Regions from separate parts of the Homo sapiens genome. Here region 2 is linked to region 1. Evidence: read pairs that join two places in POLR2A ChIA-PET (ENCODE). Cell type or tissue: GM12878. All regions are shown on one strand. Each heading gives the region's core, and the rest is flanking DNA. Links, peaks and the distances in the headings are about the cores only.

Region 1 (2,500 bases), core at 1-2,500:
GAGGTCAGGAGTTCAAGACCAGCCTGACCAACATGGTGAAACCCTGTCTCTACTAAAAATACAAAACGTTAGCTGGGTGTGGTGGTGGGCACCTGTAATCCCAGCTACTCTGGAGGCTGAGGCAGGAGAATCGCTTGAACCTGGGAGGTGGAGGTTACAGTGAGCGGAGATCATGCCACCGCACTCCAGCCTGGGCGACAGAGCCAGACACTGTCTCAAAAAAAAAAAAAAAAAGATTAAAAATTAGCCACGCTACTTGGGAGGCTGAGGCAGGAGGATCCCTTGAGCCCAGGAGTTCAAGGCTGTAGTGAGCTGTGATCGTAACACTGTGCCTGAGTAACCGAGTGAGACACCAAGTCTTTAAACAAAAACAAAAAAGTCCATGCATGCCAACCAAGTGCAGATCAGTGAGAAAGAGCACCATAATTCCAACTTACCGTTTCAAGGCTCTTCTGAAACTCCAGAAGTTTAGCTTCAGCTTCTTTATAATTCCTGAAGAACATACACAGTTCATACATCTCCATCACCAGTAGTAACGGGGAATCCTTTGACAAAGAGTTTGAAAAAAATTACAAAATTTTGAACTTAATATTTTTTCAATGAATAATGCCAAATAAGAGAATGTTAAAAATGCTATTAATAAGGCAGGGCACAGTGGCTCATGCCTGTAATGCCAGCACTTTGGGAAGCCGAGCCAGTGGGATCACCTAAGGCCAGGAGTTCGAGACCACCCTGGCCAACATGATGAAACCCCATCTCTACTTAAAATATAAAAAAGTAGCCAGGCATGGTGGTGCATGCCTGCAATCACAGCTACTCCAGAGGCTGAGGCATGAGAATCACTTGAACCTGGGAGGTGGAGGTTGCAATGAGCCAAGACTGTGCCACTGCATTCCATCCTGGGCGACAGAGTGAGACTCTGTCTCAATAAATAAATAAATAAATAACATTAGCCAAGTGTGGTGGCATGTGCCTATAGTCCCAGCTACTCGGGAAGTTGAGGGAGGATCACTTGAGACCTAGAGGTTGTAGCTGTAGCTATGATCACATCACTGCACTCCAGCCTGGGCAACAGAGCAAGACTCTGCCTCAAAAAAAAAAAAAAGAAATGCTATTAGCAATAGCTTCACAGATTAAATCATGTACGTTAAAGTTAAATATAATTTCTTTTCCTTTTGGAAAAATGATACTCAGTCCAGTTATACCTACTCAACAATCAATTTTCTGTCTACTCTATACTTGGCCTATTGCACACAGGCAGGAAGCATTCCACTAGATGGTGCTATGACACCTTTATTATTATTTTTTATTATTTTTTTTGAGACATAGCCTCATTCTGTCGCCCAGGCTGGAGTGCAGTGGCATGATCACAGCTCACTCACTACAGCCTTGACCTCAGGTGATCCTCCCACCTCAGCTTCTAGAGTAGCTGGGACTAGAGGTGCGTGCCACCGTGCCCAACTAGTTTTTGTATTTTTTGTAGAGACGGGGTTCACTGTGTTGCCAGGCTGGTCTTGAACTCTTGGACTCAAGTGATCCATCCGCCTAGGCTTCCCAAAGGGCTGGCATTACAAGTGTGCGCTAGCATGCCCAGGCATAACATTTTAAACACACACACCTGGATAATCTGCTCTACTGATCCACCTTACCTACTGTTGCCTGTGGCACTGATTCATACATTTTATTGTTGTCAGTGGGAGTCGCTCAGTCAGATAATAGGAGTTCTGAATTAGAAAGTATGGCTCTGAACTGTAAATACACCACTTACTGAAGTATTTTGAGACCTTGGATAAGTTACTTAAGTTTTGTGAGCCTTGATTTATTAGTCTGTCAAATGAGAGCAACATCACTTCATAATATCTTTTTTTTTTTTTTTTTGAGACACGGTCTTGCTCTGTCACCCAGGCTGCAGTGCAGTGGTGTGATCTTGGCTCACTGCAACTTCCACCTTGCGGGTTCAAGTGATTCTCGTGCCTCAGCTTCCCAAGCAGCTGGGTTTACAGGTGCATCCTGCCACGCCCGGCTTTTTTCTTTTCTTTTTTTTTTTTGTATTTTTAGTAGAGACGGGGTTTTGCCATGTTGGCCAGGCTCATCACAAATTCCTGGCCTCAAATGATCCGCCCGTCTCAGCCTCCCAAAGTGCTGGGATTACAGGTGTGAGCCACCGTGCCTGGCCCATAATATCTAATATTATTTTCACATAGGATTATTGTGAAAACTCACTAAAATAATGTATAAAAAGCACCCTGAGGCTTGGAGCGGTGGCTCACGCCTGTAAATCCCAGCGCTTTGGGAGGCCGAGGTGGGAGGATCACGAGGTCAGGAGATTGAGACCAGCCTGGCCAACATGGTGAAACCCCGTCTCTACTAAAAATACAAAAAATTAGCTGGGCGTGGTGGCACGCGCCTGTAGTCCAAGCTACTCGGGAGGCTGAGGCAGGAGAATTGCTTGAACTCGGGAGGCGGAGGTTGCAGTGAGCCGAGATCGTGCCACTGCACT
Region 2 (3,285 bases), core at 786-3,285, 140 kb after region 1:
CAAGATGAACCTGCAAGTAGAGTAAATGGTTTATTTCTTATTTGCTTTTAGGAGTATGTAAGGAGATTTTTTGGTCTCCCGTTTTTACTTTATAAAAAATGAGTGAGTGGGCCAAGCGCTGTGGCTCATGCCTGTGATCCCAGCACTTTGGGAGACCGAGGCAGGCAGATCACCTGAGGTCAGGAGTTTGATATCAGCCTGACCAACATGGCAAAACCCCATCTCTGCTAAAAATACAAAAATTAGCCGGGTGTAGTGCCATGCACCTGTAATTCCAGCTATATGGGAGGCTGAGGCATGAACATTGCTTGAACCCCGGGGAGACGGAGGTTGCAGTGAGCCAAGATTGCACCACTGCACTCCAGCCTGGGTGACAGAGTGAGGCTCTTTCTCAAAAAAAAAAAAAAGGAAAGAGAAAGCTCTTAATTGAAGTAGTAACCCTTTCTTGGGTGTTCAATGATATTGTGCTTCTCTTCATGTAAGTGCCCCTTAGATTCCTCCTCCTCACTACCATCAGGTCATAGAATAGGGAGGGGCACTCAGTTTCAACAGCAGTGGCCTCCAAATTTTGTTCAAATGCATAACTATAAAAAGTTTTTTGTATACATTCTCTATATATAGCTATACATTTTATACATACACTACTATCAGTCTTGATTTAGACATTACTAAAGCTTAATTTTTCTCTCATTTTTTTTCAGTTAAAAATTCAGATTGAACTATCTTACAAATGGCTCCCAGAAGATCCACTCCCTGTGGGAACACAGCAGTTGTGGAAGTGAAGACAGGACTGGACCCAGAATAAGGGTTCAAATATGTGGGGAAATCTGACCTCTAAATTCTTATAAGTCAGAGAGTGACTGAACAACAGCAGTGAGACATCGAAGAGTTTTAATATCTGCTGTAAACCTTGGCACAGATCATTTACTTCTCTAAGACTGAATCCAAAAAGCACAATGGAATACTATAATAAGCTGAGACAGCATGGTGAATTCCAGACAAGCCTGAGCATTCCCTATAGCCAGAGAAGGAGGCCCAACACCTAACATAGCCTTGGATGCAGAACTGATAGAACTTGGGGAAAGTGATGAAGTAGTTGACCTCACCTGTGAATCTCTAGCACCTGTAGTGATTGACCTAACTCACCGTGACTCTGTAGTGATTATTGAACAAAGGAGGAGGCCAAGAGCAAACACAAGGCCACTCCAAGACCACACTGGCAGTTGTGTGGTGAACAATGATGAGGAGGGAGTGAAAAGGGACAGAGATGTATGTATAACCAACAGTGCCCACCATAATTCCCTGCAAAAAAATTTTTTTTGTCATATACTACCTGGTTATATTCAGTGTCAAGTTTGCATGGATGGATGCTCAGAGATTGAACTTAGTATACAACACATCTACTCTATAGAATGTGGCCACATCTGTAGTCAGTGCTTCTGCACTTCCTTTACACATACTAACACTGCCCAGTTTGTTTGAAAAAAATCAGCCTCCATCAGTATCACTGCAGTTATATATGATGTATGCCTTATTGCTCAAGACAGATCCTGTGGCTGGATTTTTCCATGTCTTTGTGCAGGAACTATGGGTTGTTGGCATCCAATGCTCTGAGCTTAAAAATACTGATTTTTAAAATTGCTATCTGCAGTATATAAGAAACTCTTTGATTTCTCATATGCTCTGAGACTGCTTTTTGTTTCCTTTGGTTTTATGCTTCAGCTCTGGACTTCAGTTGCCAGAGTGTGCCAGATACTGGGGTCGTCCTTAAAGCAACTTTCCCTTTCTTATAGTCATCAATTTTTAGTTGGCCACATGTGGACATTCTGGACCACATAAATAAAGACAACACCCTAGAGATGGTGAAGTAAGTTGTAAACTAAAATCCTAAGCCCCCTAATTGACTGAATGGAACCCCTCTTGACCAAAGTGACCCCAGAAAAACCTTAAAACTGAGTTCCTGGCCATGACGGGATGGGAGGTCAGACACGCTTCATTATATCTCCGTCTCTTTTATGGTTTAGACACAACAACTGACCAGCATTAATGTCAAAATAAAGATCATAAGGCTGACAGAATAGACCCTTTGTGGCAATAACAAATTATTCGTAAGATCTAAGGTCATGCCAGGCAAGTGTTATGTCATGCACTCCTACACTTAAAGAATAAACTATGTTCTAACTGCCACAAGATTTTCTATTTATTTATTTATTTATTTATTTTTTGAGACGGAGTTCTGCCCTGTCAGTTTTTCTTTTTGTTTAGCAGCTAAACAAGCACCAGCTGAGATAAGCAATTTTTTTTTTTTTTTTTTTTTGAGTCAGAGTCTTGCTCTGTCGCCCAGGCTGCAGTGCAGTGGCCCGATCTCGGCTCACTGTGAGCTCTGTCTTCTGGGTTCATGCCATTCTCCTGCCTCAGCCTCCCAAGTAGCTGGGACTACAGGCACCCACCACCACGCCCCGCTAATTTTTTTGTATTTTTAGTAGAGATGGGGTTTCACCGTGTTAGCCATGATGGTCTCCATCTCCTGACCTTGTGACCTGCCTGCCTCGGCCCCCCAAAGGGCTGGGATTACAGGCGTGAGCCACCGCACCCAGCCACTTTCTCTTGATAAGAAGACCACTGACTATGGGCTGGTTCTGGCCAGTTTATAGAGGCTAAGCACCCTTGTTCCTTCCTGTCCTGAACAGGCATTTTGACTTATAGGGTCTAATTGTTATGCATTTAAGTGTTAAGTCTCCACCTTAGGCCTGGCGTGGTGGCTCACGCCTGTAATCCCAGCACTTTGGGAGGCTGAGGTGGGTGAATCACTTGAGGTCAGGAGTTTGAGACCAGCCTGGCCAACATGGCAAAACCCCGTCTCTACTAAAAATACAAAATTAGCTGAGTGTGGTGGTGCACGCCTGTAATCCCAGCTACTTGGGAGACTGAGGAAGGAGAATCATTTGAACCTCAGAGGCAGAGATTGCAGTGAGCTGAGATGGCGCCACTGCACTCCAGTCTGGGTGACAGAGTAAGACTCCGTCGCGAAAAACAAAAAACAAACAATAACAACAACAAAAAGAGTTAAGTCTCCACCTCAAAGTGAACATGGGTTGTATGTTACATGCATGTTTGTTCAATAAGCATGAGTCAGGATGACCTTCATAATTATTCATAGCTCCTCCTGTAACCTGTTGAATATGTATGTTTAGCCAACCTATTCAGCATCAAGTTCCTACCCCTGCTCCTCCTTTGAAGTGCCTGTCTCTGGTCTTTGCCAGAGATTGTACTTCCTGGCCTGTG

The links. Peaks named below come from ENCODE experiments on the same cell type or tissue, not always from the same donor. Only the 100,000 strongest peaks of a DNase experiment are listed, where the experiment ranks them.
Region 2: POLR2A ChIA-PET joins it to region 1 with 11 read pairs; 16 of 35 experiments call an interaction of 5 or more read pairs at or near these places.

Annotation. Positions count from the first base shown.
Region 1 is chr15:44,591,894-44,594,393 of GRCh38, forward strand. It overlaps SPG11 (SPG11 vesicle trafficking associated, spatacsin), which reads right to left. Exons shown (of 40, transcript NM_025137.4): 27 at 438-545. Among named protein-coding and RNA genes, the nearest start is that of EIF3J, 56 kb to the left of the region's middle. RefSeq lists an enhancer at 1,186-1,285. In GM12878, for the core only: a CTCF peak has its summit at 1,265 (motif pointing right); no DNase peak of the experiment used is centred there.
Region 2 is chr15:44,730,662-44,733,946 of GRCh38, forward strand. It overlaps the pseudogene RNF4BP. Among named protein-coding and RNA genes, the nearest start is that of TRIM69, 4.2 kb to the right of the region's middle. In GM12878, for the core only: no CTCF peak of the experiment used is centred there; no DNase peak of the experiment used is centred there; H3K4me3 peaks cover 1,284 bases; H3K27ac peaks cover 1,449 bases.